2 separate regions of the Homo sapiens genome follow, and region 2 is linked to region 1. The links are chromatin loops, found by intact Hi-C in ENCODE. Cell type or tissue: stomach. All regions are shown on one strand. Each heading gives the region's core, and the rest is flanking DNA. Links, peaks and the distances in the headings are about the cores only.

Evidence for each region. Hi-C counts contacts between places; a loop is a spot of excess contacts. Peaks named below come from ENCODE experiments on the same cell type or tissue, not always from the same donor. Only the 100,000 strongest peaks of a DNase experiment are listed, where the experiment ranks them.
Region 2: it touches region 1 in a loop (2.1-fold over the local background); 33 of 110 quality-filtered maps call a loop at or near these places.

Annotation. Positions count from the first base shown.
Region 1 is chr10:124,078,222-124,093,584 of GRCh38, forward strand. CHST15 (carbohydrate sulfotransferase 15) reads right to left here. Exons shown (of 8, transcript NM_001270764.2): 1 at 15,248-15,363. Among named protein-coding and RNA genes, the nearest start is that of CHST15, 7.7 kb to the right of the region's middle. In stomach, for the core only: no CTCF peak of the experiment used is centred there; no DNase peak of the experiment used is centred there; H3K27ac peaks cover 4,598 bases.
Region 2 is chr10:124,003,468-124,018,830 of GRCh38, forward strand. CHST15 (carbohydrate sulfotransferase 15) reads right to left here. Exons shown (of 8, transcript NM_001270764.2): 7 at 8,866-9,013; 8 at 4,201-6,872. The coding sequence ends at 6,682. Among named protein-coding and RNA genes, the nearest start is that of CHST15, 82 kb to the right of the region's middle. RefSeq lists enhancers at 306-873, 874-1,439, 2,106-2,607. In stomach, for the core only: no CTCF peak of the experiment used is centred there; DNase peaks (open chromatin) are centred at 5,973 and 7,374; H3K27ac peaks cover 4,019 bases.

The DNA of each region.
Region 1 (15,363 bases), core at 3,249-11,248:
GAGGGAGCCCGGCAAGGTTAAGAACAAGCAGTCTCTGACTTCACACTGCCTATATTCCACGCCCAACTCTACCATCCAGCTGCAGGAATGTGGGCAGGGTGAACTCCTCTGAACTCAGTTCTTACATCTGTAAAATGGGGATGTTAACTGTATCTACCTCAAAGGTTGCTGAGTGTATGAAATGAAATAAAGTAGATAAAACCTAAAGCATACTAAATACTCAATGCAGCCTGGTTTCCATTATCAGAACTCCAGCTCCCCTGGTCTGTCCTATAAACCAAACTACTGTCTAAGGTTCTTTATGTCTCAGAATCTCTCAGATCTGAGGTAGAAGGTCACCTCTGTGCACCCATCAGAGACGATGCACCCATAGAGCGCCATGTGGACCCGTGGAACCTGTGAAATTCATCCTCCAGTATTTGTTGAACTTACGGAAACGAATTTTAACTGATTGTCAATTGGAAGGGATTGAAACATCCTCTAAAAGACAAACAACAATGCTAAAGCTTATGAAATTCTAAAATGCTTCTAAAATGCTGTAGATCCCTAGGTTTAATAAGAAAAATAAGGTCTGCAGCTCAGTTAATGCTATTGTACCAGTGTCAGTTTCCTGGCTTTGATCATGTCTGAGGGTTGCATAAGATGTTCTCCCTGTGGGAAGCTGAGTGAAGGGTACACAGGGAGTCTACTATTTTTGCATCTTCTTGTGAGTCTGAAATTATTTCAAAATAAAAAATTAAAATAAAAGTATGAGGCAGCATATAGGAGTGCCAAGAGATTATGGGGACTCTGAGCAAGCATTCAGCATGTCAATACAGCCACAGCTGCCTGGTGTAGGACTCATGTGACTTGGGAAGAGATGCTGAATGAACAACTGGAATGATTCTAAACCAAACTACTCAGAAAAAAAAATTTCTTTTATCTTTCCATTTATTAAAATGTAGAAAAATTTATGTTTTGTCCACCATTTAAAAATTAGTCAACAACATAAAATGGAGATGTATATTACTGTCACAACTACTGACCAATATTTATTGGGAAAACTTTGCAATGTGACAAAGGATCACTCTTAAGGATGTCTGGGGAGACCAGAAAGAGATTTAAAGTTTATGAAAATAACTGATGACACAATCCGTTGAGGCCCTACTGTGTGTCAGGTTGACCAGCTGGTGTCTTGGGTGTGGTTTCCACAAGAAAGCCTGGCATTAACACGTCATTAACAAGGACGGACTCCATGTGGTATGGAGCAGTCCAGGAGTAGACAAGGTTCAGGGTGTCCTGATGCAGGACCTGGGAGGCCAGAGTGCTGCCCCATGGAGACCACGGTTACCCAGGTTAACAGCAGGACCTGGGATGGAGAGGCAGCCTGGGGCCCACTCCCTCGCAGGTAGGGAGGTGGCTGCAACAAGAGGACAACCAACAGGAGGGCCCTCAAGAAACAGAGGTTCTTACTGACGAGGAGACAGAAACAGCTGGAGGCAGCACCAGGAGGGAGGAAGAACTTCCCCTTGAGGGGGCTCAAATCCTGAGCAAGGGCCAGGTCTCTGTCACAGCCAGGGCCGGAAAGCAATGCTTAAAGAAGAGGCCAAATCAGCAAACAGTTTTCCATGCCTCATCCCCCTCCAAAGGGTTCCCGCTCCAGGACCTAGGCTGCATGGAACTGTCACCAAATTCAAGTTAACGGCCTGTGTTCACCTTTGGGAATTCACAGTCCTATTTCGGTCTTGTTTTTATGAGTGTGGTTTCAGCTGCCCACCCCAAGACGTACCCCCTCAAGCATGTGCTTACATAAAAATAACTCTGCCTCCCCAGCCAAGCCCTTAGTGAGAGGACAGGGATGTTGGGGTTTTGCTTTGTTTTTTGCTAGCCCTGTTTTCTGAAACTCTGCAGCAGCTGCAGGCCAGCGAGCATCGGACAGGTGTTCTTCACCCAGAGACGGGACGGGGAGAAGGCAGAGCTGCAAATGTCAGTGCAGAGGATGCAGAAGAGAAGAAAATCAACCCAGGCGTCCAATAAACCAAGTCTCTTTCTCCCGAGCATAAATGAATCCCATCCCATCAACAGGTTCTCCCCTTGGGGTCCTGGCACTGACTGTTCCCTCCTTCCAAGCATCAGACAGCAGCACCCTCTGAACATTCAAGAATCAACGGAGATGTCACCTTTGTGGAAAGGCCTTTCCCGCACACCAGCTGGTCACTCCAGCACATGGCCCTTATGCCTGTCTATTCTCTGATATTTGCGACCTTGTCTGCTGCCTGTCTCTCTCCATGAGGATATGCCCTCTGTGAGCACTGGGACCCTGTGTGTCTAACTCACTGCTAGATCCCCAGCTCCTAGAACAGCATGGGGTACACAGCAGGGCCTCAATAAAGAGTTCTTTTCACTGGAGGGTGACTCTCAAGAGGATGTGCAGAGCCTGAGTCAGAAGAGTTGAAGACATTGAAGGGCCAGGCTCCCCAATGTTCTTCTTGATCAAAGCTGAAGGATTAGGGCAAGTCACTGACTTCTGCAGGCCTCCGTTTCCCCAGCTATAAACAGACGATCTGAAAGACACTCACCATCCCTGCACTATGGGTCAAAGTTTTCAATTATTCACTATACTCTTGCCTGTTTTCCTTTCACCCATCTGTCTGTCCATCGGCCCAATCATTCTTTCCCATGGACTAGGCCCTGGGGATGCCACGTTGAATAAGACACATTTCCTGTTCTGAAGGAACAGATAACCTTCCAGTGGCAGAGACACAAAGGAAGCAATTCTGCACTGACCAGCTATCTGTCAAAGGAGACTCCTGGGCCTCCAGCCTGGGCCACTGTGGGGATGAGAATGGGGTCCTTCCCCAAGAGAAAAACAGATCTAAAATTCCACCACTGCTACCAAGTGATGAACAATGTGTGTTAGTTACAATCAGGGAATCTGAACATGAAACTCAAAGACAGTCACAAAGTCTCATCACAGATTGAGGACAAATGAGGCTCATTCCTGAGACCACTGTGCTAATTATCTGTCCCTTATCTTTGCCATAGGAGAACTGGAAATTCTCATTAGAAGAATGATTACAATCACTGCTAAGTTCCCTCAGCGTTTCTTAGCTAAAGAGCTTAACGAATCCAGGTCCATGCATGCACACACATGCACGCATGCACACACATGCACGCATGCACACACACACGCGTGCACACACACACAAATGCCCAGCATCCATCCCCGGAGACTTGATGTAACAGCTGATGTAGGACCAAAGTATGTGCATTTCTTTCAATAAGCTCCGTGGGGGTTGCAAAGCGGCACCCCTGATTTATAGCCACAGAGTTTCTGCCAAGTTTACTTCTTATTACAGTTGTAAAGGTGCTTTAGAATATCAGTGATAACAATGAGATAGATATCCATAAGGATTTTAACAGAACTTTCCTAAGCACAGAGAACACTCCAGCCACAAAACACTTTTATCTACCTCATCAGAGCTAAATGGTGCCTGGAAACATAAACGCTGGAAGGACCAGCCTGAGGACACAGCCGCCCTGTGGGACCACACCCCCAGGCCATGCAAGAAACCTGGCCCAGGGAGATCTCCCGGCCTGGTCTCCACATATTTCTTTCAATGCTTTCACCCAGCGTACCCTTGAAAAAACAACTTCCTAATGTATCCTGGAGTCACAATTACAGCCCCTTGCTTATTACGGGCTTGGCCAAATCAGATAAAATTTCATTCTCTGAATTGGTTCCTAATTTAATTATTCCCCGGATAAGCAGCCGGGCCGCCCATCACCGCAGGGGAGAAAGAACTAGAAAGATGCTGGCGCCACAAGGTGCTGTTCTTATTCGGCCGCTGGTGGATGGGGAGATGTTCTGGGCCTCGGACATCAGATGGACATTGGATGGACAGACAGATGGGTGAAAGGAAAACAGGCAAGAGTACATTGGATGACTGAAAACCTTGACCCATAATCACATAAAAGAGGGCAAGCTAACCACCATCTGTTCACCCAACCCACCTTAATCTGCTGCCCCAGGCCAGTCAAGAAGGCAACCTGGGGTTTTAGTAAGAGTTTAGGGAGAACTTTTGGAGTAATTGGATTGTAACTCCAAAAACCGGTATTCAATCCTGTCTCTTTATGTGTGGCCTCTCTGGCCCTCAGCTTCCCCATCTATAAAAAGGGGCTGAACCACGTTCGCCCGAAGGCCTTTCCAGCTCTAAAATTCAGACAATTCAGTATCTCAGCCAGGATCACTGACAGGGGGATCGGGATCCCATCTAAGAACAAAGCCTTTTCTAGGGCCAGGGAAAGAGTGTTGTTTAAAAAATGAATCTTATTATTAGAAGAAAGTGAAAACGTCTCATAAAACATAACCCTAGAAACGGAAACACATGTCCACACCCAAAGAAGCTTGTACACAAACGTTTATGGCCGCCTCATTCATAAGAGCCAAAGGTGGAGACCACCCAAATGTCTATCAATGGACAAATGGATCCATGAAACTGTGGTCTATCCCTGCGATGGAATATTATTCAGCCATGAAAAGGAAGGAAGTGCTGACGCATGCCACAGCATGGATGAACCATGACAGTTACACAGAGTAAAAGAAGCCAGTCACAAAAGACCTCATTCTATGTGATTCTGCTCATACGAAAGTCCACAATAGAGGAATTGGGCTGGACAGAGACAAGAAGTAGATTTGTGGTTGCTCAAGGCTGAAGGGTACATGTAGGGGAATGGGGAGATAAAGGGGTGATAGCTAAGGTGTACAAGATGTCTTTTTGAGATTAAAAAAAGTTCTAAAATTAGCTGTGGTAGTGGTTGCACGTATCTGTCAATATACTAAAAAACATGGAATTGTATACTTTGGGTGAATTTTATGGTGTGTGCATTACATTTCAGTAAAGCTGTTAAAGAAGAATAGATTGAACAGGTTTTTCAAAAGTCTGCTTTATGATTTTTTTTAATAAATCAGTTGAGAACTTTGAAAGATACACATGCATGTCCTTCGGCACTTCTGCGGCTTCCTAAGTGATCCAGCGGGTGACTTCCAGTGAGCACGTCTTCTCACCCTTTCATCAACCAAAAAAACTGCTGACTCAAAAGGGGGCAGGCCTGCATTTTTCTATCGACTTATTTCCATTTTAAGGGCCGAAAGCAAATTTATTTTCCACCACTCAAATGGCAACTGAAGCTTCATCTTCTTTTCAATACATCATTTTTCTTCTCTGAGCCAAATTTTATACAATGCAAAAGATCCCTGGATTTTCTATTGTCGATAGGTGAGCAAATGATTTTTTCTTTTCCTTTTTTTTGCCTGGAAGATGTTTCTGAGGAGGAGCTCACAGTCACCCAGCTCCCACTCTTCTCTTCTGTACATCTCCTCATATCTAATTTCTCATAGAAACTGCTAGCAAGTGGGTATAAATAGCTTTTCAAAGTTAGGACGACACAAAATGTCAGGCTGATACTGTTCTCGTTAGTCGGAGCATGCTTTCTTCCCCCTCATTTATTCCCACTAATAACTTTCTTAGGCAAGTTCAGCGTGTCCTAAAAGCAGCTATTTCCTCTGACTTTCACTATAATGCACTTGGATCACTGACCTGATGCGGCATGGGGACTCGGCCTTTCTGGAACATATTTTCTTTATTAAAAACTGTGACGGATGATGAGAGAGGATCACGCCACCATGGGTCAGGCTGGAGATGACCACAGGCGAGGAAGTGGTAAGCCTCCGCAGTTCAACACGCCCAGAGCTCAGAGGAAGATGGTCCTTCCCAAGGCTCACGGTTTCTAAGCCCACACAATGTTTCAGAGAGGGTGCCTAGGCAGAGAGATGTCAGACACTCTGAGGCTCAGGAGGCTGCACCTTTGCAAGGCAGAGCTAGGGAAGGAAAGACGGAAGGGTCTCTGCTGCCCCAAGGAGTCCAGTCCTGAGGCATCAGTGTTCAGTGGGACGGAGGAGGAGCTGACCCTCCCAAGGGCAGGGGCCACGCGCTGGCTGGGAAGCAAGGACAAAGGAAGCCCTTGGTACCTGCCTCTCGGGGAGTCACAGCTGAGGGCCCAGGACCCTCCTGGCTGTCTTCTCATCTGCCCTTCATCCTGTGATGAGACAAGAGGGAGGTTGCCAGTTGGGGGCCCACCTGCATTCGGTCCTCCCCTGCAGGCCAGCTGACCTCCATGGCCCAACCTTCTCCGTTAGAGCCTTTGGGCCAGAAGGTGACCATTGAAGGCTGCCCAGAGAGCCTTAGGAACAAGCTCCCCCATACCAGGGGCAAATGGCCTGCCCAGCTCCTGCTGCCCATCAAGCCCCCCACTACCGAGAACAGGCCGAGGCCAGACCAGAGATGACATCCCACCCACAGTAAGGGATTAACCAATCATCCAGGTTGTCCTTCATAGAAAAATTAAAGCTAAACAGCCCCCAGGAATCCAGTGGAGGAAGACACCACACAGAGGCCTTCACAGTTCACCTCTGAACCGGACATGAGAACCTCCTGCTCCCTCCACCAGACCACAGAAAGGGCACTAAAACTCCCGAACATCTTCCTAGAGCAACTGCAACTCCAAAGTCAAGCGTCTGGTTACGTGACACAGAGGTCAGCCAGCTGCAGCCAAATCCCCACCTGGATGTCCAGGAAACCAACAACAGAGAAGCCAGGCCCCTGATGATACCCACAAGATCTCGGCCAAAACTCCTCCACCCCACCGCCCTGAGCCGCTGCAGCTACCAGGCAGAACCATCAGAAGTGTGTGGAGAGAAACACAAGCCCTCGGCCCACACTCCCCGGGGCAACCCTGCTTTCTTGTAATCCTGGCGGTTCCTTCCATGCACAAAGCAAACAGGGTTTGGTGTGTACATTTGGAAGACTCTTTACATACACAGGTTCACAAAGCAGAGAAAATTAATCCTCAGTAGACCCATAGTCTGATTTGGGGTTTGGAAATTATAGTCCCTAAAAATACATGCCAGGACATACTTTATATTTTTAATGCAAATATTTACATTCCAAACAAAGGAGCATGGAACTTGAAGCCAAGCTATTTATACCAGCTATAAGAAACACCAGCAGCCTCCACATTTCTCGCCTGAGTAGACGGCTCCGCTTATATTCCTGAAACAACAACCAAATTTCCATAACATTTTCCCCTAAGGCTCTCAAGACACAAAAAACTGTGGTCACTATGTTTTAATAGCCCCAAAACCTAATGCCAGGAAATCCAAGGTTATTCCATTAGACTCTCGACTCCTTGGGAAATTGAGTGACAAGTGTGAGCTCTCCTGTGCCACACTATCAAACTCAGTGTTCACATAAAACCTCCAGGAGAACCTAGCCTTTGGAAGAATCATTTTTAATTGACGCGTTAATGCAGCACATGGCAGTCACTGGCCACTAAGTGAGAGTCCAGCTACATGGATGTACCGTGAGCCCCAGACACCCTCCTCCTGAAGAGAGCCTCATCAGGCTGGGAGAGCAGACTGCACCCAGGAAACTGGAGCCCAGCACAGTGTGGGACAGGGTCAAGGTTGAGAAATACAACAGAGGAAAACTGCAGAAGCTCAGAGGAGGAAGGATCCACACCTGGCTGGGGAAGGGAGGTACGGGGAGCAGATAGCAAGAATGACTGGCAAACGCTTCCTGAAGGCAGTGGGGGTGGGGGGCTCGATGATGAAGTAGGCAAATGTGGGGGCTCCCCCTCTCCAGTGGCCGGGGGACCCAAGTGTAGCCAGGTCCAGGCCCGGCTGGCCAGGCGTCTCGTTGCAAACACAGAACCAGGTCTGGTAAAAGCACAGGCCCTGTGGGGGGCTGGGACCAAGAGAGAGGAGGCAGAGAAGCTTCTCCAGGCCCAGGCTAGGAGTCAACCACTACCTCAGCTCCCTGTGAATTGCGTTCAACTTAGAATGTGACCTTGAGATCCATGGATCACCATTACCTCAATCATGCTCTGCCAACAAGTAGGAAAGAGATGTTCTTGAATTTAAAGCCAGATTATTTCCTACAGCAGACAACAACACCGATTTGACACACTGTGGCCACTTCTACCAAGTACGTACCTAACAGATGCCATTGACCACCCTCCAACCGTGGGCCGGGCACGGAGCCCAGCACATCATATTCCTTGCCACAGGGCGACTGTTCTCCGCCACCCCAGATGTTTCCTTCCATGAGGAGGAAGCTCCCCTGTGTAACTTTCCTGTTGTCTATACGTGGTGGTTTCTACACCATCCCAGGAATATGGAAGGAGGGCGTGGACATGACAGCCCAGCCCTGCCTTTCCCCATGGTAAGGAGGCCCTTCGCCCTGCTGGGAGAGGCTCCTCCAGCTCCGCAGGCAATGGGGTGGGCGGGTCTGCCTGACTGCCCCTGTTCCCCACTTCCTTGCCCACTGGTTCAGCCACATTCTCCAACAACAGCTGCAGTCGGGAACAGCCATCGCATGTGGATTTCCACCTGCCTTCCTCCTCCTCCTCCTCCTCCTCCTCCTCCTCTATCTCTCCATAGGTTTAGACCTCACCCAGAAAAAAGTGATTCCATGTGGGGAGCTCCCCTGAACCCTGAATTGTACTATTTCAAATACTCAAGCCACCCAACCAGGTAGAGATCATTAACCCCATTTTACAGATGGGGAAACCGAGATGCAAGCTAAGCCACTTGTTCAGAGCCACAGTAATGGGACGAAGCAGCACTGCATGAACTTGAACCTGAGTCAGCGTGGATCCCAGGCTCAACCCACTACCTGCCCTGCCCCACCCAGTGCCTATGCGATCTAACACCTGGGCTAAAAGAGCTTCCGTGTCACGGGCGCCAAATATTTGGCTGACAAGAAACGTGAAGGTACAGGTGAACTTACCGCCATCAGCATGAGTGAGCTGCCAGGGGTTACAAAAGGGAACACAGCTGCCCAGACCACTTTCGTGGAAGGGTAAGATAATACATCTTACACCTCTCTCGACCTCTTAGACTCTGAAATGCAGGCTCTGGCCTCCTAGCAAAGGTGCCACGGGCCCAGTCCCTCGGGACAGCTACCTACAGGGACACAGAAAAGCAAAAGCAGGACAGAACCTCCCTGAGATAGATCCAGGGCCACCCTGGGAGGGATGGGATCGCCACTTCTCCTTGTATGCCCTCCCCCTTGCTGGCCACACCACTATCTTTTTGACCACAGGGAGCAAAAGGGTCCGGCAGGGGCGTATTCTGTTTCAAGAGAAAATGCTAAGCCACCGAGTTCCAGCCTATTGTCAGAAAAACATAATTGTGCCTGGCCTGTATCTAATTATTTGCCCATGTTGGGGTATTTTCCAGGCACCTGGGTGCCTGGACTGTCTGTTTCAATATTTTTACCACAAATGCAATTCTGGAAAGTGTCCAAGTTTCCATTATAATGATACCCTCTGCTTTTGAGGATCTGCCAGCCTTACTTTCTTCAGAGATCTAAGAGGCCTGGGCCACGATAAGTTCTAGAAATGTAAAATAGGCATCAGGGAGAGCCTGCCGAAGCCAGGAGCCCCCACCCCCCCGCCCTCCAGGCCCCCTCTGGGCTCTTTTAAGCTGAGAGTGGGGTGAGATGTAACATTCACAAGCGAGCTACACCAGCACAGTTCCACCTAGAGCCACGCGGTCTCCTCTCTCTGGTTAATTGCATCAAATATGGGCACAGCGGAGCTGCTCCACAGCCTGGCTGCAAGGTCAGCTGAAGGGTCTTGAAGGGTAGCTGTTTACCAGTGTTCTCCTCGCACAGATGAGGAGACAGAGTCCAGAGAGTGAAGCCACCACCCTAAGGAAACCTAGCTGGAGCCAAGGCTTGCAGGGGCTCCTGCCTATATCCTTTGAGGTAGAATATACTGGAATCAAATATGGAGACATGCACGGTTAGGAGCTCCGGGGCTGAAGAATATCACCCGAGCCAGTGTTTACTGAGCACTTACTGGATGCCAGGCACTGTGCCAAGCACTGGCAGGTATTAACTCTGAAAAGACACCCGCCCTCAAGCCAGGGGGCGAAGTCTTCCCGGAACACTCCAATCTCAAAGTCGCTACCCCGGGCTCCTGCTGCACTTTGCCAAGCCCCATAAGGTGCCTGTCAACGGCGTTACATAACTCTGACTTGCACGAGCTCCGCCTCGCCCACTGATCTGAGTGCTGTGCTCTGTGCTGAGCGCTGGCTCTCTGCCCCCATGCACCTGGCCCAGGGTTGCAGGGCAGAAACGCTGCAGGTCCTGCTGCAGACAGCCTCCTTTCCTCTCCATCCCTTTGGAAATCAGCGAAGATGAGAAACTGCTTCCCACTTGCCACCTCCCCACAACTTAACCACTTGCTGATTCACGCCGCCTCCTCCTTCTGGAGCCACAGTTGTTCTTCTCCCCTCACCCCCTTATTTCCCTCCTGCCTCTACCGTCATTCCCAATCCCTCCTCCTGCACATCCGGATGGCTGAGAGCTTGGTGTGTGTCATCTCCAACAGCTTCCCAGCCCTTTAAAGGACACAAAGGGATATACCTGTGTGACCTGTCTAGCAGAGGGCCAGCTTCAAACCTATAGGGACGCAGCACGTGATAGGTCTTGCGATGAACTGTCTTCCTCCCCAACTCCCATAGTTACAATTTAAAAAATCTATGTTGGCCCAAATGGACACAAAACCTTTCTCCTTCTTCCTGGACACTCCTAACTAGACACCTAGACTGGACACACTAATTAGATAACTGTTCCATTTATGGTCCATCTCCTGCTGTGGAGACACAGGTCTACACATAAATCATTTTGTCCCAGTGCTTTATTTGAAAGGAGAAACTATCTCAGTAAAGAAATCAGACCCTCATACTGCAGGCCAATGAAGAAATGCCTTGAGCAGTGGAAACACTCAGCCTCCCAACACTTAGCCAGCTAAGTGCAAACATGATCTCCTCATTCACAGCACTGGAACAGAGTGACCCTTTGAAGTAACTTAATCTCATACCTGAGCATCCCCTTTACAGACCAGAAGGGGAGGGAGGCTGCGTGATTCTCACCAGTGACTGAGTCACTTCCAAATCACAAGCTGCTAAAGAGAAGTCCGCTGGCTGATTGCTCAGATCAATGACACTCCCAAGTCAGCTACCACTTTTAAAAACAGTCTCTGCTTTTAGAATTTAGACGACTCTTCTTTCATACAAATATGCTCCAAATGGCATCTCTGCAATCCTGGGCCTGCTGAGGCCCTAGGAACGGGGACAGGGCCTGAACGTGTAGATGGGAAAAATGACAGCTGCCAATTACAGGGAGTGTCCACACCTCTGGGAGTTTCTAAGAGGCCTCAGCCCAGTACAGTGGAGATGAAGGAGCTGGCCAAGAGCTGGAGATCAGAGACCCCCTGACTTTCCACTTACTGGCTATGTGACCTTGGGCAAGTCACTCCCAACTTAATATCATACCTGAGCATCCCCTGTTCAGGGGGTGGGTGCCTCCCACCCACTGCTCTGAAATTCAATGTCCACACCTGAAAAGGAGACTCCTCACACTCCCCCGAGTCCACCCTCCACTCCCTGACCCCTGCTCCCAAGCCTTGCTTTGCATCACCACCCTTCTGGGCTCTTATGGCAGCTTCTGGACCATTTGTCTGTCTACACAGCCAATTCCGCTTGTCCCCATCCCATGAGGGCTGGGACCCTGTCTGTCCTAGCCCCGCCAAATCATCCCAGAGGCTCAGCTGTAGGATCTATTTGGTGAAAGGAATTATATGAAAAGGTTCATGCAGATGACTTTCTACATCATGGCAATTCATTCAACAGCTGCTGAATGAACACATGGCACACGAGTACATGAAGGAGCTCTGCCCGCCTCACCTCCAGCCTAGGGACCTGGCCGCAGGCATGATGGGCAGCCATCAGTTCTTAGTCCCTGGGCCCACAATGGGTGTGGCTCCTGTGCCCTGCTCTCTGATGCAGTGACACCCTTCCCAATAGATAAGCACCGGGCCAGATGGCAAGCTTCAGACCTCCTGGAAGGGCACTCACCCCTAACCCTCTACCATACTTCTAGAATTTGAGCCCACATTTAAATACCCAGGCTGGAGAATCCTCTCGAAAATTCACAAGACCTGTTGACACTGTTTTCCCCCCAACTGGCTGGAGCTGAGTCTAGTCTGTCCCCTGTAGATGGGCATGTGCTCACCTGTTCAGGACAGCCCTGGGGTCTCCCTCTTCTCCCCAGCCCCCTCCACTAGCAGGGGACCTTCCAGCCGAACTCGAAATGGCTTGGACTACCACAGTCCAGCACTAATCTACAGCTTCCCCTACTGCAGACTCCTGGGGCCCAGCTAGTTAACTTGGAATTTCTTGTCTGCTGTTTCTCAAGACGCCAAATAAGTAGAATCCGCTTCCCACGTTACCAACCTTTCCCCAAACACTTCTTCTTGATGCAGGAATTAATCTTCTCTCTTCCAGGCATGTGAAAAATCAAATGTTTCTGATATCTCACTTTTCCTGGCCAGGGGCAGCAGCAACCAGGGATGACAAAGGTGTGGAAGGAAACTGCAGCCCTCACAGCAGCCACGGTGACCGTGCTGGGTCCCTGGCCAGGACAGTGGCTCAGACATGGCGAGCTTTGATCATCCAAGAAAAGCAAGGCACACATGTGACCACTGTGGGCCGACCTGCCTGCCACCCCCCTGGACAATATCCTGGATGAATTACCCCTGCATGCTTCACCTACAAGCCAGCTCACTGCAATCATCCAAAGCCCAGAGGAGAGAGCCGCAAAGACAGGGTTGGACTTCTGCAGAGGGCTCCTGAGCTGGCTCTCCTCCGGAGCTGGACTTTGGAGGGAAGCCCAGACCTGCAGCTCCACCTCCAGCTCACCTATGTGCCCACAGGAAGGCCATAACAAGCCACTTTACCTCACCAGCTCTGTGTGCCCATCTAGGAGGTGGCAAGAAAGAAAATCTTCTGACAGTTTCTCAGGAACTTGGGGGAGAAAAACTTGTTTGCAAAAACCTACCTACTTAGAAGGCATTTTTATTCCTATACTACTTTGAATAAAATCATATATGATCTATGTATGTCTTTATGTATCAATCAAGAGATCCTAGTTCAACATTCAGTTTGTAAAATTAGTAAGTGCCATGTTCTGGAAGGGAGGGTTCCTGATTTTGCAAGGTTGCCGGTCCTGGGAGGAGAAGCAGGAAAGCGGGGGATGGATAATGGTCCAGGAAGGTCCAAGGAGGGTCCAGGAGAAACGCTGGGCAAATCTCTAGGCCTCAGTTTACTTCAGGGCCCCTCGGGGGTGCAGATGCCCTCCGAGGCCTTTCTGCCCCAACGCTGGGTGGCTACCCTAACCCACCGAGGCATCCCACAACACTCAGGAATTGCAGCTGATAAAGAGGGGCTGGGGGCACTGCTAGGGCGCCCAGAGGCAAGGTTAGCCCCTTTGCTCAGCCTCACTGACCGGCTTGTCACATCCCTCTGCGGGGCATCCCGGAGCCACACTTCATTCCCGAGAACTCGGTACAATTAACTTAACCAACGTGAACAAGGCGAAGGCGCCCAGCTGTCACAGCGGCTCCGCGCACGCAGGCAGACGAAGAAGGGCCCCCGCCCCCAGGAGCTGGTCCCAGCCTCCAGCCTGGCAGCCTCCTTCGAAGACTTCCCTACACTGGGCGCGGACCTCCAGCCGCCAGCAGCCGGCAACCCAGCCCCAGCCTTCCTCCTCTATACCCGCCGTCCCAGCCGCGCCGGCCGGCCCCGGGCGCAGGGCGGGCGGGAACGTGGGCACCCGGACAGCGACGGGGAGGTCAAGCAGCTGTGCCCAGGACCCGGGCGGCTCCGAAGCCTCAACACGCACACACTCGCGCGCACGCCGGCCCATCGGTTGCCTGGAGGAGTCGGGAAGGTGCTTCCACGGCTCTTCATTCATTTTCCCAAAGGCAAGGTTCCCTTCGCCCCGGCGCCTCTATCCTGCCATCCCAGGGGGCCAATTGCGCCACAGCCCGCCACCCAGCCACCCACAGCCACCGCGTCCTATCTCCCGGCACACACAACCCAACAGACTCGCATTACATCTCCACCGCCAGCGTCGCCTCCGCGCCCCGGCCGCTGCCATCCGGCTCCCCAGCTTCGCCGCCCCGCAGCCCCGGCTCCCCGCCTCTGGCCTCACCGCGCGGCTCAGAGCTGCCTCGCTCGGCTCGCCGCACCAAGGCCGGCCAGAGACGCCGCCACCGCCGGGAAGCGCCGGCAACTCCCGAGTCACGCCGCCTCCCGAGACGCGGCGGGGCGCAGGGAGGGGACAGCAGTGGGGGCGGGGCGGGGAGGAGGAAGGAGGAGGGGGCGGGGAGCAAAAGTTCACACCGCTCGGGGCTCAGCCGCTCCCCTATCTCTTCCCAGGCCCGCCCCCGCCATCCCCCTTCCCTGAACCGGGTCCCACGGGCTTAGGCGCGGGAGAGCTCTGGCCTCCCCGCCCGGAACCGCCGCAAGGCTAGAGCCAGGGTTCTGGAAGCGCATCCGAGCTCGCAACCGGGGAGAGAGTGGCGGATGCCCACTTACCTGCCCCGGGCCGCGCCTGGAAACTTCCCCAAAGTGCGATAGGGGTGTGGGGGCGGAGCGCAAGGCTGGGGGGAATCCCCGTCCCCTACCGCCAAACGACGCGCGCTCACACCGTGAAAGCACTGGTCTGTCCGTCGGTCGGTCCCCCGCCTGCGGCTCCCAGAGCTGGGCGGTGCAGGGGCGCCCCGATTCCGACTACTGGGCTCCTTCTCCCGGACAGCCCGCCGGTGCGTTCCACGCGGCTTGCGCCCCCCGCCGGCCTCCGGCTATCCACGGCGCCACCACGCCACTGCTCGGTCCCCTGTCCCCTCGCTCCGGCCGCGTCCTCTCTGCGAGGGAGGGGGCGTGTGTCGCCGCTGGGTAACCCTTCCCGCGGGGTCCTCAAGCGCGCAGGGCGCCCGGAGCGCGGCCAGGACCAATGGCGAAGGGACTCCTCCCGCTGGGGATCGCTGAAGCCTCGGGGAGGCCGGGCCAAGGAGCCCGGGGCCCAAACCTGCCTCGGCTCGTCGAGCTCGCAAGTTCATTGTCTGCCTGGGCCGCCGCCGCCACCGCCACCGCCACCACCGCGCCGGGAGCGCCGCGGGGAGTGAGGCTGCGCGCCGCCTCCGCCGGCCCGGACTCCCTACGCCCAGCCCCGGCCGCCGCCGGCGCTGCCTGGCCCGAACCCGCGGAGGGGCGCCGGAGCCCCGAGCCCAGGGCCAGACCTCCTACCGCCGCTCCTCGCCGACCCCACCTCGGCGTCTGGCACCTAACTTGTACCTGAGAAGCCTGAGTCCAGCCCGGGAGCCTCTGCGGCTCCGGCTCCGCGGGAGCGCGCCCAGCCCCGAGCCTCTAGCCCCGCATCCAGGGCGCGTCAACCTGACTCCCCGAGCGCT
Region 2 (15,363 bases), core at 4,149-12,148, 74 kb before region 1:
CCTTGAAATGTAGACAGGCTACTGAGGATGGAAGCCTGGGGCTGGTGCTGAGGGTATATAATGCAGCACTATGGTTAAAAGCACTGACTCGGAATGTCTGAGCTGCATTCTGCTCTCTTTCTGGGGATCTGAGCTGTGTGACCTCAGGCACGCATGCAGCCTCTCTGATCCTCAGTCTATATTTGTAAACTCTGAGACCCACTCATGAGCAAGACAGACCTGTGGGTGCAGAAAGGGCCTGTGGTGTACCCAAGGTTAAGAGATGGCTCTCCCAGGCTCTCTGCTGCGGAACTGGGCTTTGAATCCAGCTCACCTGGCTCCACTCAGGGCTCACCCTCTTCCCACACTGTCCTTGTCGGTGGCAGAGTTTGGTAGATGTAAATCATAGTCCCTTATGGTGGGAAAACAGTCGAAGGGGGATGGCTCATGACCTGGGGGAGATGGGCCAGGGTGCAGGGAGAGGCAGCTGGGATTTCCCCACCCTGATTCCCTGGCCCCCACCTTTCTCTGCCGTACCAGGAAGAGAATTCCTCAGGGGGCGTTGGGCCTCCGACCCTGGGCAAGTCACAAGGCTCAGGGAGGCCGAGGTTTCAGCCTCAGCTGAGACTTGCCCGCTTCTAGATCTGACCAGGACCTGACTTTAAAGGGGCCTTTCAAAGCATGCAGAGCTGAGGGTACACCCCAGAAAGCCCCCAGGATCCCCACTGGCCCTCAGGCCTGCCAAGGACCCTGCATGAACCCGGCCTCCTCATGCTGCTGGCAGCTCTCCACTGTGGGAGAGGAGGCCTTTCACAGTCTCTGTGTCCCAGACACAGTGCCCAGCACCTATAGGGCAGTCAGCAGAGGCTGCCCAGGAGGGAGTAGACCAAGTCTCCTCCTTGCTTTGCCACAGGTTCAACAAGGAAGAACCCAGGTGCAAGCCTGAGCTGGGTCCTGGGTGCCCCATGGTAGGAGGACGCAGCCACTTGCAGGTGGCAATTTAGAGAGCCCTGTTGCTCCTCCCCAGAGTCTCTCGCAGGCCTGCTGCATTGCCTGAGAATCCCCACCTTCTGCCTTCGTACTCAGCCCTTACAGTCCAAGGTCAGCAACCTGTGCAGCCTGAGGCTCCCAGGATGGCCCACAGTGCTCAGCCTCCTGCCCTGGACCCGAGTAGGAGCAGGTTTGTAGAGGATACTGGGGATGAGCCAGGGGGCTGGGGACAGGGTTGGTGAGGACAGAGATGGTGGGGGTGAGTCCAGCCTGTAGCCATCAGTGAGACCAGACACCAGCCTTCCAAAGCCCAAAGCCACGAGGCTGGGGGCCACGGAGGTCACCAACCCCTGAATAGGGACTGGAAAATGTTCTATTTCTCCAACTTTCATAAGCTGCTGCCTTTGAAGTCAACAACAGCTGAACTTCAAAGCAACTCAAAACTACCTAGGTGGCTGATGTGTGTAGTTTACACACATCCTGGAAAACTCACAAAGTAACTTCACAAGAATTTTTTAAAAAGTAAAAAGGTAAATAACTAGTAAGCACTCAAAAATTACTTCTACCAAGAGCTGGAGAAATTGTCCTGTCTCCATTGTGGGGGACAAGGCTGACTCTTGGAAACCAGGTGACCTTCCACGGGAAAAACACTGTGATGTGAATTGAGGAGGAGGTGGGTCTGTGGCCTGACCCCTCGTGTCACCCTGTCCCACCTACTCCACTACCCCAGTCACAGGGCCTTGCCTGGACGGGAAGGTGCGCTGTCCCAAAATAGACGCATCCAGAAGCTCGGCCTTCTGCTGAGGGCAGCCCCCTCCCCACTCAGACCTGCCTGAGCTGTACAGTAGAGCACAGGGAACCAGCCACGGGGTACCTCCTCCATCCCACGCTTGGCTGACTGGCCAGCTCTCCACACCACCCTCCTGTGCTTGGCCGAATACGGGCCTTTGAAGATGTCCATGTCATAATCCCTAGAGCCTACAAATATGCTCCCTTCTATGGCAAAAGAGGCTTTGCAGATGTGATCCAGATATGGGGAGATGATCCCGGATTATCTGGTGGGCCCGGTGTCATCGAGAGGGTCCTTACGACACCAGGAGCATGAGGGTCAGAGAAGGCCATGTGATCTCTGAAGCAGAGGGAGAGAGTTAGACTTGAAGATGCCATGCTTTTGACAACAGAGGAAAGAACCAGGAGCCATGAGAGCAGGCAGCCTCTCAAAGCTGGAAAAGGTAGGAAAACACTCCCTTTGAGCCCCTGGAAGGAACCAGTCCTGCTCATCACTTGAATTTAGCCCAGTGAGACCAACTTCAGACTTCTGGCCTCCAGCACTGTAAGATCATAAACTTCTGTTGCTTTGAGCCACTAAGTTTGGGGTGATTTATAGTAGCTGCTGTAGTTTGGATGTGTGTACCCCAAACCTCATGTTGAAATCTGATCCCCAGTGTTGGGGTCATGGGGGCAGAGCTCGCAAGAATAGCTTGGTGCCATCCTGGGGGTAGTGAGTTGTTGCTCTATTTGTTCCCGCAAAAGCAGGTTGTTAAAAAGAGCCTGGCACCTCCCTCCCCCGGCCCTGCCCTCCCCTGTGACCTCTGCGCAGCCCGCCCTCTTCACCTTCCGCCAGGCGTGAAGCAGCCTGAGGCTTTCACCCAATGCTCAATCCTTAGCCAGCAGAATCGTGAGCCAAACAAGCCTTTTTTCCTTTATACATTTCCAGCCTCAGGTACTCCTTTATAGCAACATAAATTCACAAAGCTCCCAGGCCGACAGCTGTTCCGGCCGATGCAGCTTCTGCCCCACGGGACCTATTCTGTCTCTGCTGCTCTGCAGGGAACCTTGCCCGGTGAAGTACTGGGAAAACCCGATTCATCAGAGTGATGTTTTCCTATCAGTCCCCATGGGATCCACCTCACCATAGGCAGCACAGCTGCCTGGAGGGTGAGATTTCTGGAGTAACAGGAAAATAGTCACCCACATAATCCCTGTCTCCACACTCAGGGATCCTTGGAGTTCCTCCACCTGGAGCACAGCCTTTGCTTCAGTTCCCAAATAGGGTCATTTTGTGGGGAAGAGGCATACTCCTCATCAGGATCCTTCCCGAGGGCTGGTTTCTCGGTGGGGAGTGGGTGGCCTCACGGGAGAGGCTTTCAGAGGAAATCTGAAATGGAGGGAGGTCATACCCTCAGCCCTCAAAGATGCACCCCAGCCGTCCTGCTCCTGACTCCCACCCGTCCTCCATTCCCTGCTGGGTAAAGCCATTCCTGACCCTCGCAGGAAAAGATGGGGTCTTCCCTATTTCCAGCCTGGACACACCTGCCCCCTACCTCAACACACCACTGTGGGAGGTGGTGCTGGGGAGAAGGCTCCCCCAGGAAGGTCTGCCCAGAACTGGGGGACCCACCATGGTCCACGCTGTGCTCAGGATGGCCCAGCTTTCAGAGCCCTAAGCCTGAGATGTCCCCTCTGTATGGGCTGAAAAGTGTGCCCCAAATTCGTATGTTGAAGTCCCAATCTCGAGTACCTCAGAATGTCACTGCATTTGCAGATAAAGTTGTTTAAAGAGATGATGAGGTTAAGATGAGGCTGTCAGAGCACGCCTTCATCCACTCCGACTGGTGTCCTTATAAGGAGAGGAAGAGGCAGCAGGGGTGTGTGTGTGTGGCCACATGAACACACAGAGAGAATCAGCCATCAGCAAGCCAAGGACAGAGACCCCCAGAGAAACCAGCCCTGCAGCACCTTGATCTCGGGTCTCTGGCCTCCAGACTGAGAAAATCAGTTTCCGTTGTTTGTGGTCTTTTGTCCTGGCTGCCCCACCTGAGTGCACACCACACCTCCTTCTGCGGGCTTGCCCTCAGCAATAAGGACATGTGCCAGAGACACCAGGGGTCTCAAACTCACAGCTGCCAGGGGCCAGGCAGGCCACCGGAATGAGGCCTGTGGTCACTTAACCTTCAAATTTGAAGGTCTGAAGACAACGCTAGGCCTGACTGTGGCTGGGCCAGACCTCCCACCCTGACTCACACCCCAACAGGACTCGCACAGGGAGTCCCTGCTAACATCTGAATCCTTTTCTCTCTGGTCTTGAGTTTTCTTCTGCCTGTTGCTCGCACAATCACACCTCGTCTCTCAGCAGCCAGCACAGCTGTAACTCCTCTTTACACAGAGCCTGCACAACTCGAGCAGGTGCGACACTAAACCACTGCGATTCACTCATGCACCAGGAAGAGCTTGGCTGCAGAGGAAGAGCACGCGCTCCACAGGCGTCACTCTTATGGGTCCATCTTTAATTATGTTAAATATTAATAAAAGTACAGCGTAACTGCGATTCACTTAACATACCTTACAGGACTAAGGGAGTACAATTTAACACGGTCACAACTTTTGAGAACAAAAAGGAACTTCAATACCATGTTGTGAGAAATGCTCCAATTTGCTTTGGTTTTGAATGGCAGGCTCGAGAACCACCGCCCAGAACGGAACCTATTCTGTCAGCAAGAGCCGGGCCTCGAATGAGAGGAAGCAGAGGCAGCCGAAGTGCCCTCTGGAGAGAAAGGCCCCTGGAGGGAAAAACCATGTCTGGATGGCATTGAGTGGCACAGAAGGGATGGGACTGCATATATAAAAAAGATCCGCATAATAAACCAAATAATATTGGAAATAATACCTTCAGTAATACTTCTGTAAGAAGCAGAATTACACCACATGTTATTCACATGCATAGGAGTGCATAAGAAAAATCCCTTGTTGTAATTATGGTTGGTGTGGAATAGTAAAATATGTACTGAAAATGACAAGTTAATTGGCAGAGAAATTAATCTATAAAAGGGTTGTGTCCAGAGCGGAGGAGCCTCATTAGCAACTGAACAGAACCCACTCAGAAGACGCACTCACCCACACGTGCGCGTACACACACACACACGCGCGCACTGTACTGCAAATAAATATACACACACACTGAAGTGATCTCTCCCTAAAGCATCCTTGTGCTCAGGCCAGATTTCCCTGCTGGCGGCTGCTCCCAGTGCCGGCTATAGAGAAGGTGGGGACTGTCCCTGCAAGTGGGAGTTCAGGACACACGCTCCTTCAGTAGCAAAAACAGCCCTGGCCATCCTGGCGCTCAGAGCCCTCTGCACACCTTCGAACGGGCTGTGTGTCCCTTCTCTGATGGCAGAAAGACAACACCAGCAGAAAGACGGCTGAACAACTGCAGATCCTCCTACCCCCGAAGCCTGGTCTGTCTCACACATACAAGTTAGAGCTGGGTAGACGGGTGCTTGCACTTTCTGGCTTTGGTGGGCGAGACCTTGGCCTGAGAACTTTGGTTCACAGGAAGCTTCCCTTGACAATACTTGAGTGCAAAGCTTCATCCAGGTCCCACCTGGGCTGTTGCCAAGGATGCTCAAGCGTTCTCTTCAATCTTCCCTGTGACTTCCAAGAAACGACAAGATCTCTAGCCCATCCATCGGTAAACCAAGCTGCCAAGTGGCCTGGAAAATTCCATGAAGAACACGGCTCTTAGAAACCTCATTCCAAATCTCAACACGCCACGTTCAGCCCAAGTTCAGCTTGTGCATTGTGTTTTGGAATTGGGACACGAGTATCTATAGTCCCTTGCTGGGTGAGGAACTTTGACCACACGCAGTGGAGAATGTGGAAATAAACTATTTCCAATGGGAAGGCAGAGAAATGGAGCCTGTAGCCGGCCAGAACTAAAAATTAAAATCCTCTGTTTCTCTGATGATCTTGTAAACCTGATGAGGGCTTGAATTACCTAGATTTTCCAAGAAGTGTTCAATTCCTTGAGGTTGCTCATTCTGGCATTAACAGCAAAAATTTCTCTTCCAATTATAAACTGAAGTTCTTGAGAAAACGTATGAAGAGGCAGCAGAGAGAGAGCCAGGACTGGTTAAATGCAGAAAGTGGTTTTGTTTTAAACGCATTCATTTTCTATGTTAAACATAAGTCCACAAGGACAGAATAGGAGGAGGTCAGAAAGATGAAGGTGCTGCCAAAAACTGACTTATTTTTTTCCTTTTGGAAACAGTGACGTTAACAGGGTTTACATCTGAAGAAACTGGAGGGCTGAGTTTGGAGTAAAGGAGAAAAAAAAAATGAAGAGCCTCCATTCTCGAAAGACTGCGGTTCTCTGTCCCAGTGAGGTTAGCGATCGCAACAAGAGTGTTTCAGAAGTGAATGTGGTATGATCACACCTGTGAAGATAGCCATTGAATACAGACAGTCTGTGCAACACGGCGAGACCCCATCTCTAGGGGGAAAAAAAGGGAACGTGAAGTGTAAGTTCCAGCCAGGCCTGTGGCATGACCTCTGGCTTGCTGACTCAGAACCCAGAGGCTCTCCAGAAGGCGGAGGCGGGCAGGGCCAGGCTGCCTTCCCTAGGTGTTCTCTCCACACCCAGTGCAGGCCAGCTGGCTGCATCCCCAAGCTCCAGGACGCTCAGAGCAGAGCTGAATTCTTGAGAAACTGGGGTCTCCAATGGCCTCGGATAGAGGAGCTCTGTGAGGGGTCCATTGCTGAGCTCTCGAACATCACGAAGGAAATTCCAAAATGGTTATAATTCATGTGTGCCTAGAGTGGCAGAGTCCTGGGGTTTTCCATACCATGAGTGAAACAGTTCCCCGCAAAGAGATTTGTAAAATCCTGATGATGACGGCATTGGCGGGCCCAGCACGTGCAGCAACAATTCAGCTCTCACGTCGTCTTCCACGCAAACGCCTCATCCGCGAGGACCTGCGCCAGCCTAGCGTTGAAGGGCCTGTAGAAATCCCGCAGAATCTTCTGTGTGATGGGCCACATGGGCCCCAGGTTCCGGTCCTCGGGACGCCGTGCATTGGATGCGGGGCTCTTGGTCATCAAAGCCTCCTGCTTCTCACTTAAGGGCCCTAGAATAAAAGAAGACGAGTCCCGTAAGGCAGGAGGCATGGCAGGAAGTAAAAGGGACTTTGCAAAAATCCCAGCTATGCTTCGTATTCAGACAGGAGTTTCCTTTAAGAGAACATATTTAGGGATTAAAATTCTTTGGCTGGATCCATTTTGGAAGCACTGAGGGAGGAAGGTGGAAACACCATCAGGAAATTGCGAAGAAATTCTGCGGCGGGTGCAGGATGCCCACCCTCGGGGGAGCCCAGCTGGCATTTAATGATGATACAGCGTCTAAGGCTGACCTCAAGGATTCCCTTCCAATTGCCCTTGGTGGGCTGCTCTCCATGGGTGTCAGCCCGTCCTTGGAGGAACGTGCGGCCTGCCGAGCACAGCCCACGGGTTTCGGTTTTCCTGCTCAGCAGCCCTCTGGAATTCCGCCATCATCGTTTCTACTTCAGGCTGCTCATGCCAAGGTCCCTGGGCCTGCACAGTTTCACCCTGTGCGTCTTGCTGTGAAGTGGCCATAGGGAGGAGGGCTGGGAGGAGGCCACTTGTGCCCAGAGCCCCCACTGGCTGAACCTCCATCTGCAGCAAGGAGATCAGGGAGAAGAGGCCTGCCGGCAAGGGCTGTCAGTCACCCCCACGCCCCGCCCTCTGGAGTGAGGCGAGGCCCTGGAACAGGCTGGCAGAGGTTGTCAGTCACCGCCACGCCCCGCCCTCTGGAGTGAGGAGAGGCCCTGGAAAAGGCCGGGAGGGGCTGTCAGTCACGCACACGCCCCGCCCTCTGGAGTGAGAGGCCCTGAAACAGAACAGCAAGGGCTGCGACCCCAACGCCCCGCCCTCTGGGCCACAGCTTCTTGGTGTAACCCATCACTGCTCAAGCCTCTTTACCGGGGGCTCTTGGGATCTGGCCAAAGTCCTTAGCCCATAGACAGAAAAAGCATGTCCCAGCATCCTAGGGCCATATGAAACACAGAATTGGCCTTACTATCCATCTTGGGGACAAAAGACAAGCTCATTAATGGGACAGAGTCAACATGTGGTCAAATCAAAGAAAGATGATTCTAAGCCTTGGAAGGGAAAGAACTCATCAAACTCCAAAAAAAGGAGAAACAAAATCAAATGATCAAAGAGGCCCAAGTCCCAGTGGCAGGCAGATATATTTTCAGAAATACTCAATTAACCAAGTTCCCGGGCAAGACCATTAGTCAGGGCTGCAGGAGGCGTTCTGGGAAGGAGGGCGGCTTGTTCGAGCCTGCTCAGCCTTTCAAGCCATCCCTCGGTGCCCCGTCCACATGGGCAGCACTCGCTCCGCCAGCACATGCCTCTGCCAGCCATCACCATAGTCAGCAGTGTGGCCTGTCACCACAAAGTGACTCTCAGGCCCCTGGGGGGGCTGGTATCCACAGGCTGAGGGCAGGCGCTCATGCCCCAGGGGCCCAGCATCCATGATCAGCAGCCAAAACTCAGCCACACGGCTCTGACTCCTGGAATTTCCAAGAATACCGGAGATGATGCAATGATCTGTCTGTTCCCTCCTCTAAGCCCCAAGTCCTCTGCTCCAGCCCCCCGGTGACATCCTGTTGGTCCTACAAAGCTCAGCTCTCAGGCCCTTTCCTTCCATGAAGCCTTCCTCATCCGTGCAGTAGCTGGGATCCCAAACCATCAGCACATACCTTACATGACAGTGCTGACCTTCCCCACGGCATCCTACCTGTCATTCAGTTAGGTGAGCTATGGCTTCCTCCTCTCCCTTCACTAGACCATAAGCTCCCAGAAGGGAAACCATCTCCTTCTCTCCAGAGAATCCCTCACCATACTGTGCACAATGACCTATGTACAGCTAGTGCTCAATAAATGGTACTTAACAGGCCTCCTGAAGGACATCCCCAGGCCTCCCAGCTCAGCCCATTCCCACCCAGCTGACCAGGTCTGCATTTGCCCCAGAGGACTCCCAGAACAAGTCCACGGAGCTCATGCTTTGGCCCGTCAGTCTAAGCACCACACTCATACCTAGGTTCAGAAACTGGAAGACCTTGTGCATGGTGTACTTGACGTTGGATGCATGATCTTCCAGGCGAAGAATGAGAAACTGTTGCTTGTCAAAAACGCTGAGCCAGTCCAGAAGGTACACAGCATAGAGCCCAACCTGGAGCCTCACCTAGGACCACAGAAGAAGGGCATTATTTCAGGAGCAGTTGCCCCAACACCATAGGGCACTTTTCCAAAGTGGTATGGCATTTCACTGTACCACAAAAGAGTTATCCTAGCAAAGTTACTTTCAGAAGCTGGATTTTAACACAAGGTGTTCTTGCTTCTTTATGGGGGGTTTTGTGCTACATGTGCAAAGAATTCCTATATTAGGGGTTGCATTTCATCCTCACAACACCCTGTGGGTAGCGCCATGCCTCCATTTCACAGGTAAGGACTGAAGTGCAGGGAAGAGGTCAAGGTTGTGGCCACCAATGGTGTACATGTTCCTCGCACAATATCCTGGCTGTTTCTCTGTTCCCAGTGTGACCTCTATGCCCAGCACACAACGGGATGTGAAAAATCAACCACAGACACCCCAAAGACAACCTACATGAGTGAAGAGCCAAATGCCTGATGCCAGAGGAACATCCTTGACTGTGAGGGTGTGTGTAATTCAGCATCTAATCATTACTGAACCAAGTACACAGGAGGATGTTTCTATTTAAGTCCTTTCTACTTTCCAGTACCCATTTCCCGGGTCTTCACCCTTCTGTTCCTTCTCTCGTGCCTTACTGCAAGCCGTGTGGTGAAGATTTAACTCTACTCAGAGAGAACTCGGGCCTTTCCCTCGGCTCCTGGGGGTGATGTCTGGGCCCCTGGATGTCCTGCCTGACAGAAGTGTCTTGGTTGGCCTGAGGGCTTTGGTCATAGGCAGGCTAACACTGAGATTGATGATGGGGCCTTGGGCCACATGGTATCAGTTCTGACTCTGGTAGGACTGGAGACTAAAGGTCAGCCACAGCATCTGCATGTGACGGAACCCTAGTAAAAGGCCTGGACCCCCAAGGCTTGGCCTGGCAATACTCCACGAGGATTGCCACATACCATGGCCAGTGGCACTAACACCGTCCATGACTCCACAGGGAGAGGAGGACTCAGAGCTCCGCATTTGGGCCCCTCCTGGAGTCTGCCCCCTGCACTTCCTCTCCCTTGGCTGATTTTAATCTTCATCCTTTCCCTGTAATAAATCATAACCAATAGTGTAATAGCCTCCAGTGTGTTCTGAGAATCCTTCTGGAAAATTACTAAACCTGAAGGTGGGTTGGAGAATATCTCTCCTGAACTTGCAACTGGTGTCAGAAGTGAGAGCAGTCTTAGGAACAGTTTCCTCTAACTCCACAGTTCACCCTAAACTCTTAGCAAAGCTTCCAGAAAAAAACAGCCTCATCCCCTTTTGCTGTGAGGCCCCCTTCTCCAGGGCTTCTCCCCTTGCCTCTTCTCCAAGTGCCCAGGGACCCTGCTCTGCCTATCTGTGTCTGCCCAGAACTTCTCATCTCCCACCTCTCCCCAGTTCACACCACTCCCTTTGTTTATGCCCCATCTACACCTGCCTGAAGCTGATACAGCCTCCTGGCTAGTCCTCCTTCCCCTGGTCTCTGCACTCTCATATGCACCCTGCCACCAGCATGGGCTTTCCAAAGCAGTGATCTGGCCACAGCCAGCCCTGCTTAAAGCCTCCATGGCTTTCTATGTGTAGAAAGTCCTGGGCCTGGCTTAAACTTCCAGCTCATCCTCTCATACATGCAGCACTTCCTGGCTCCCCAGGCTCCTCCCTGGAGTTCCCATTTTTTAGGCAGACACTCTCATGTCACATTTCCTTTCCTGCCCAACTTGACCTGGACCTTGACCTTGAGGGCAGGGACTGTGGCTTCTCCACCATTCCCTCCTTGCAAAGCCTGCACTCTGGCCCTCAACATGGTTCTCGGGTGCAACTGCTGAATACAGTGCTAATAATAAGACAATGAAAGATTGGGCAAAATATGTACAGATGCTAACTATTCTTTTCCCATTTCATTATTTTTCTAACCATGGAGGAGGATGGAGAGGAAGAAAAGCAATTAGAGTGGATAAGTTGCCTTCAAAATTCATTAGCTGTTTCCAACCCACACTGTTGCTACCTCACATGCCAGCTCAGAAAAAAGACCTCAAGCTGGGCCGAAACTAAAGAGAAAATGAGAACGTGCCGGTCTCAGAAATAAACATGTGTTGTCACCTCCAACGCAGACGAATCATGACGAGACCAACTCGCTGTTAAGTCACCCGCCTCCCGGGGCTTTTCAGTTGTCTCCCTGGCAGGCTTGTAGGCCGTCCCTCGTAGGGGAGACCAGTCTGATGAGGTTTTTCTTTTCCAGAGGACGTGCCTTTCAACAGGAGAACTTTCCAGAAGGAAAGCAGCCAGGTGTTTGTGGCAGGCTGGGGTGTTTTAGAGCAGCTGTAGTCTGTCCGAGCACCTGGCTGGGCACCTGCACCTGACAGATAGTTCTCTGAAACCTTGTTTGTGTCCATCCTCATGAGAGCCCCCTGTGCTGTCTCAGGTGGACACAGGCCTGCACCGCAGCATGGTCCTCCTCAGCAGGCAGGGCTGAGCCAGGAAGCGGAGGAAAAGAGGAAACCGCAGGGGCTGCAGGCGGCAAAGGCCTCCTGGCGCTCGGCTGCTTCTCCCGGGGCTAGCTCCCCTCCCGCTTTGTGCCTTCCCTCTGATCTATCTGCTCCAAACGCCCCTCAATTCCCACCCCAACCCCCAGCCCCCTTGCCAAGCAGGGGGAGTGTGGTCACCTGAAGTGACAGTTTCTGGTGCAGGCAGTATCACTACTGCAACCATATGCACCATGAAGACAGGACAAAGACAGCCCCCAGCAGATTTTTTTTCCCCTCACCTTTTCCCGGTATAGGACAGAGAATCAAAATAGAACAAAAATAAAAAGCGTATTTAGGGCAAGTGTCCAATGTGCTTAAAATTAGAAAACATCAGAGCTGCAAGAAGCCTTTGAAGTTAACCGTGCCAGCTGATTCACCAATAGAAACATGGAGGTGCAGGGCAGGGCGGGGGGGGCTACTCAGGGTCAGTGGCCAATACCCTTGGAGCCAGGACCTGAAGCCAGGTCACCTGTGCTTGTGGAGCTTGTCCCCCATGCAGGGCCCCAGGGAAAAGCAATCCCCACCGAGAGCCAAGGCTGAGCTGAGCACAGTCCCAGTCCCCACTTCTCCCCAGACAGGTACCAGGCCGAGCCTCTCCGTCCCCTACTAGGGATTTCAGTTGGGAGTCCCCAGCCAGCCTCCCCACTAGTCCCCATTCATTCATTTGGCAAATAAGCTGAGCTCGTGCCACCATGTGCCAGGCACCCTGCTAGGCAATGGTGATTTGCTGCTAACAGAAGTGGCCCTGGCCTCAGGGAGGCTGCAATCTCATGGAGACAGAGCTCAACTGGTAAAGAAACAGACTTCCGCGATCACCTTGTGATGCATGCAATGGAGAAAAGGAGTGGGTGGAGAGAGAAGACAGTCAGAGTAAAGCAAGCCCTGGAGCAAGTCTCCCCGACCCCAGAGGGCACGAAGGAGGGAGTGGTGACGAGCCCTGGTGGCTCTCCAACCGGACCCCACAAACACCCACCTGGAGGGCCTGAGAAACACACCATGGCCCCGTACCCAGAGTTTCTGATTCAGGAGGTCTGGGACTGGCAGAGCGTTTGCATTTCTGACAAGTTCCCAGGGGCTGTGGCTGCTGCTCATCCAGGCACCAGGCTTCTCGGGACCCTGCTCTGAGGCAGGCTCACTGGCCCCTCTGAGCACCCCTCAGGGTAGGGTGTGCTGCGGAACAGTGGCGGGGGCTGGCCAGAGGCAGAGGGGTCTGTGCTGCCCCTGCATCCGGGTGCCACAGGAAGGCGGTGAATGACTCCAGCAGGGTGTGCCGGGGCCCAGGGTGCCTTACAAAGCTGCCCTCCCAGGGCTGTGGCAGGGCTGGGATTCACATCTGGAGGGAAACCGGCTTCTCCTCCCAGAAATGAAAATTCACCTCTATAAGGAGGGTTTCTGATTGCCTGGCTCTTTCTCTGGTGTGTGAGTTCTCCAGGGACTGAAGATTAAGGGACAATCTGTTACTGCTGCACCCCTCCTGTCCACTGAGCCTGCCCCTGGGGATCTCCTCTGAGCAGAGGCACCTGCTAAGCTACTGTCTTGTCATCCTCAGCAAAACGCAAAATTGAGCATAAAAGCCCAGGCCTCCTGCCAGCAAAACCCTTTGCTTTTAGGAGCCAGCTAGGGAAGGCAAAAACTCCCTGAGTGTCAAACGCCAGCAGACCCAGGATTGAACCTTGAGCCTGCCTGATACCAGCTATGGATGGGAGAACTAACCTCTGTGAGCCTCAGTCTTCCCACCTGTAAAACAGGGATGGATTTCAGGGGATCTCTAATGAGACGATGCATTGAAAGGGCTTGGGACAGGGGCTGGCAGTAATGAACAAAGGTTAGATCCCTTTCACCTCTCACAGATGGAGTTTTAGAAACCTTTTATCACGAAGACTCAAGCATACACAACACAGGGAGGATCACGATGGTGCCCATGAACTTATGGCTCAGTTTCAGCTGTGCTCTCCAGTTCACAGTCGGAGTGCTGACCCGCAGCAGGAGGGCAGGGGCACACCCTCCCTTCTGTGTGGGAGAAACTATCCAAGGGCTTGCCCCCAGGGCGCTGGATGGGAGTCGGCACACTCTGCATGGTACAAAGTGCCCGGTAGCAAGCAGACTGTACGTGCATATTAGATATTAGCTCTTCTGCAGCAAGAAACACTATTTAAAGCTATTAAAATAAACTGTGCCTTGGGTCAGGAGTTCCCCCCTGCCCTGCCTCTCCCTGTCCATCTAAACCCAGCCCAGCTTAAGCCGCTTCCTCCTAGGAGTCCCCAGTGCAAAGCCCACACCTGCCCCACTTTTCCCAGTCCTTTTCAGGCAGCCTCCTGCAGAGAGAACTCAGTGGTCCCAGGGCCTGCAGGGGAGGGCTCTGGCACCTTCTACGACCACATTAGCCGGATACCTTGCCCCTCACTGTCCTCATCTGCTGACAGTGACAATGACTGACTCCTGTCTTCCCACCCACCTATCGGGTTTGTTTTGAGAGTCACGCAGGATCACCAAGAGGAGAAAGTTTCAAAAGGCACAATGTGGTAGAAACGCCCAGGTGGAGACACAGGCCTCATTCCAAGCACACAACTGGTCACAGCACCGTCCTGCACCTTCTCTCTTGGACCAGGGCCTGCCACGCTGTGGGTGCAGAGTAGCAACCACTGAAGATCAGATGGTTGGGGAAATGTTGAAGCCAAACACACATCTAGGGGAAGCTGGGTTAAAAGGCCTAGATTTGGGTCCTAGATCCTCTGCTTACTGGCTGTGACTCCAGAGGAAGGCTGCCTCCCTGAGCCTCAGTTTTCCCAGTAGTAAGCCCCAGGCATGGGAGGGCCTGTGTTAAGGTGTAGTGCCAGGTTGGTGCTGAGTCTACACTGGCTGAATCCATCACTTCCCATCCGTACTCTGACCAGCACACACAGCCTCCTCGGCAGGCTCCACCTGGTGGCTCTTGTCTACCAGGAGGCACTTGGGCAGAGAAGGGAGCCAGGCAAACTGGGTCACCTGGCCGGCTGGGGCCGGGAACCACCAATGCCTTCCTCCTCCTCATCCCTCCCTCAGTCAGGGTGCTGGCCTCAGACAAGCCTTGAAGGCCGTGCACCAAGCTCTTCCTTCCCTGAAAGGAGGCCCCTATCAAAGATGGGACAACACTCCTATTTGGTTCCTCTTGGATTTTCCTTGGACTTTTCCCTCAAGATTCATTCCTGGAGGGGTCCTGCACCCCCTGACCCTCAGGGGACAAAGGTGCACCCTTGCTTCCCACACTAAAGTAGGCAAATCCCCCAGCCATGCTTTAAATTCACCTGGAGACAGTCTCCTGACGATGTCACACATTTTGTTTGTAATTACAGTTGTTTAGGATTCCAATTATATCATTTAATAATGCTGGGGAATTTCCTCTCTTTGCTTTGCATTTATAAATATTGGCTGATTAAGTGAGAGCATGAGTGCCAGCCAAAGAAGTGAGCTCGGAGCCACGAATCCCTGTAAAGGGAAATTATCTCATGGTCATGCACTGGGGGAGACACAGCCAGGCCTGTCTGTTCAGATTCGCCTCTGTGCCCCCGGATCTTCAGAGATTAGGATGTACAGGGAGGGCACCTCTGCTCTGAGCATTTTATGGCCAGCTTCAGAGGAGGAGGGGACAGGGAGGCAAGAATGGCCTTTCTGCTTCTGCTGTTTTCTCAAATGCCAAGCTGTTATATTTGGGGGCAGTGTGCCTTGAACCCCATCAATAGTGATGGCAGTTCAGCATCTTAGAAAGATGCCTGGTGCAACGGATCAAGGTGAGAAGGGGTCTGGGGAGGGGCTGTCTCCCAGAGAGAGGGAAGCTGTGCAGGTGGAGGTTACAATGAAAGG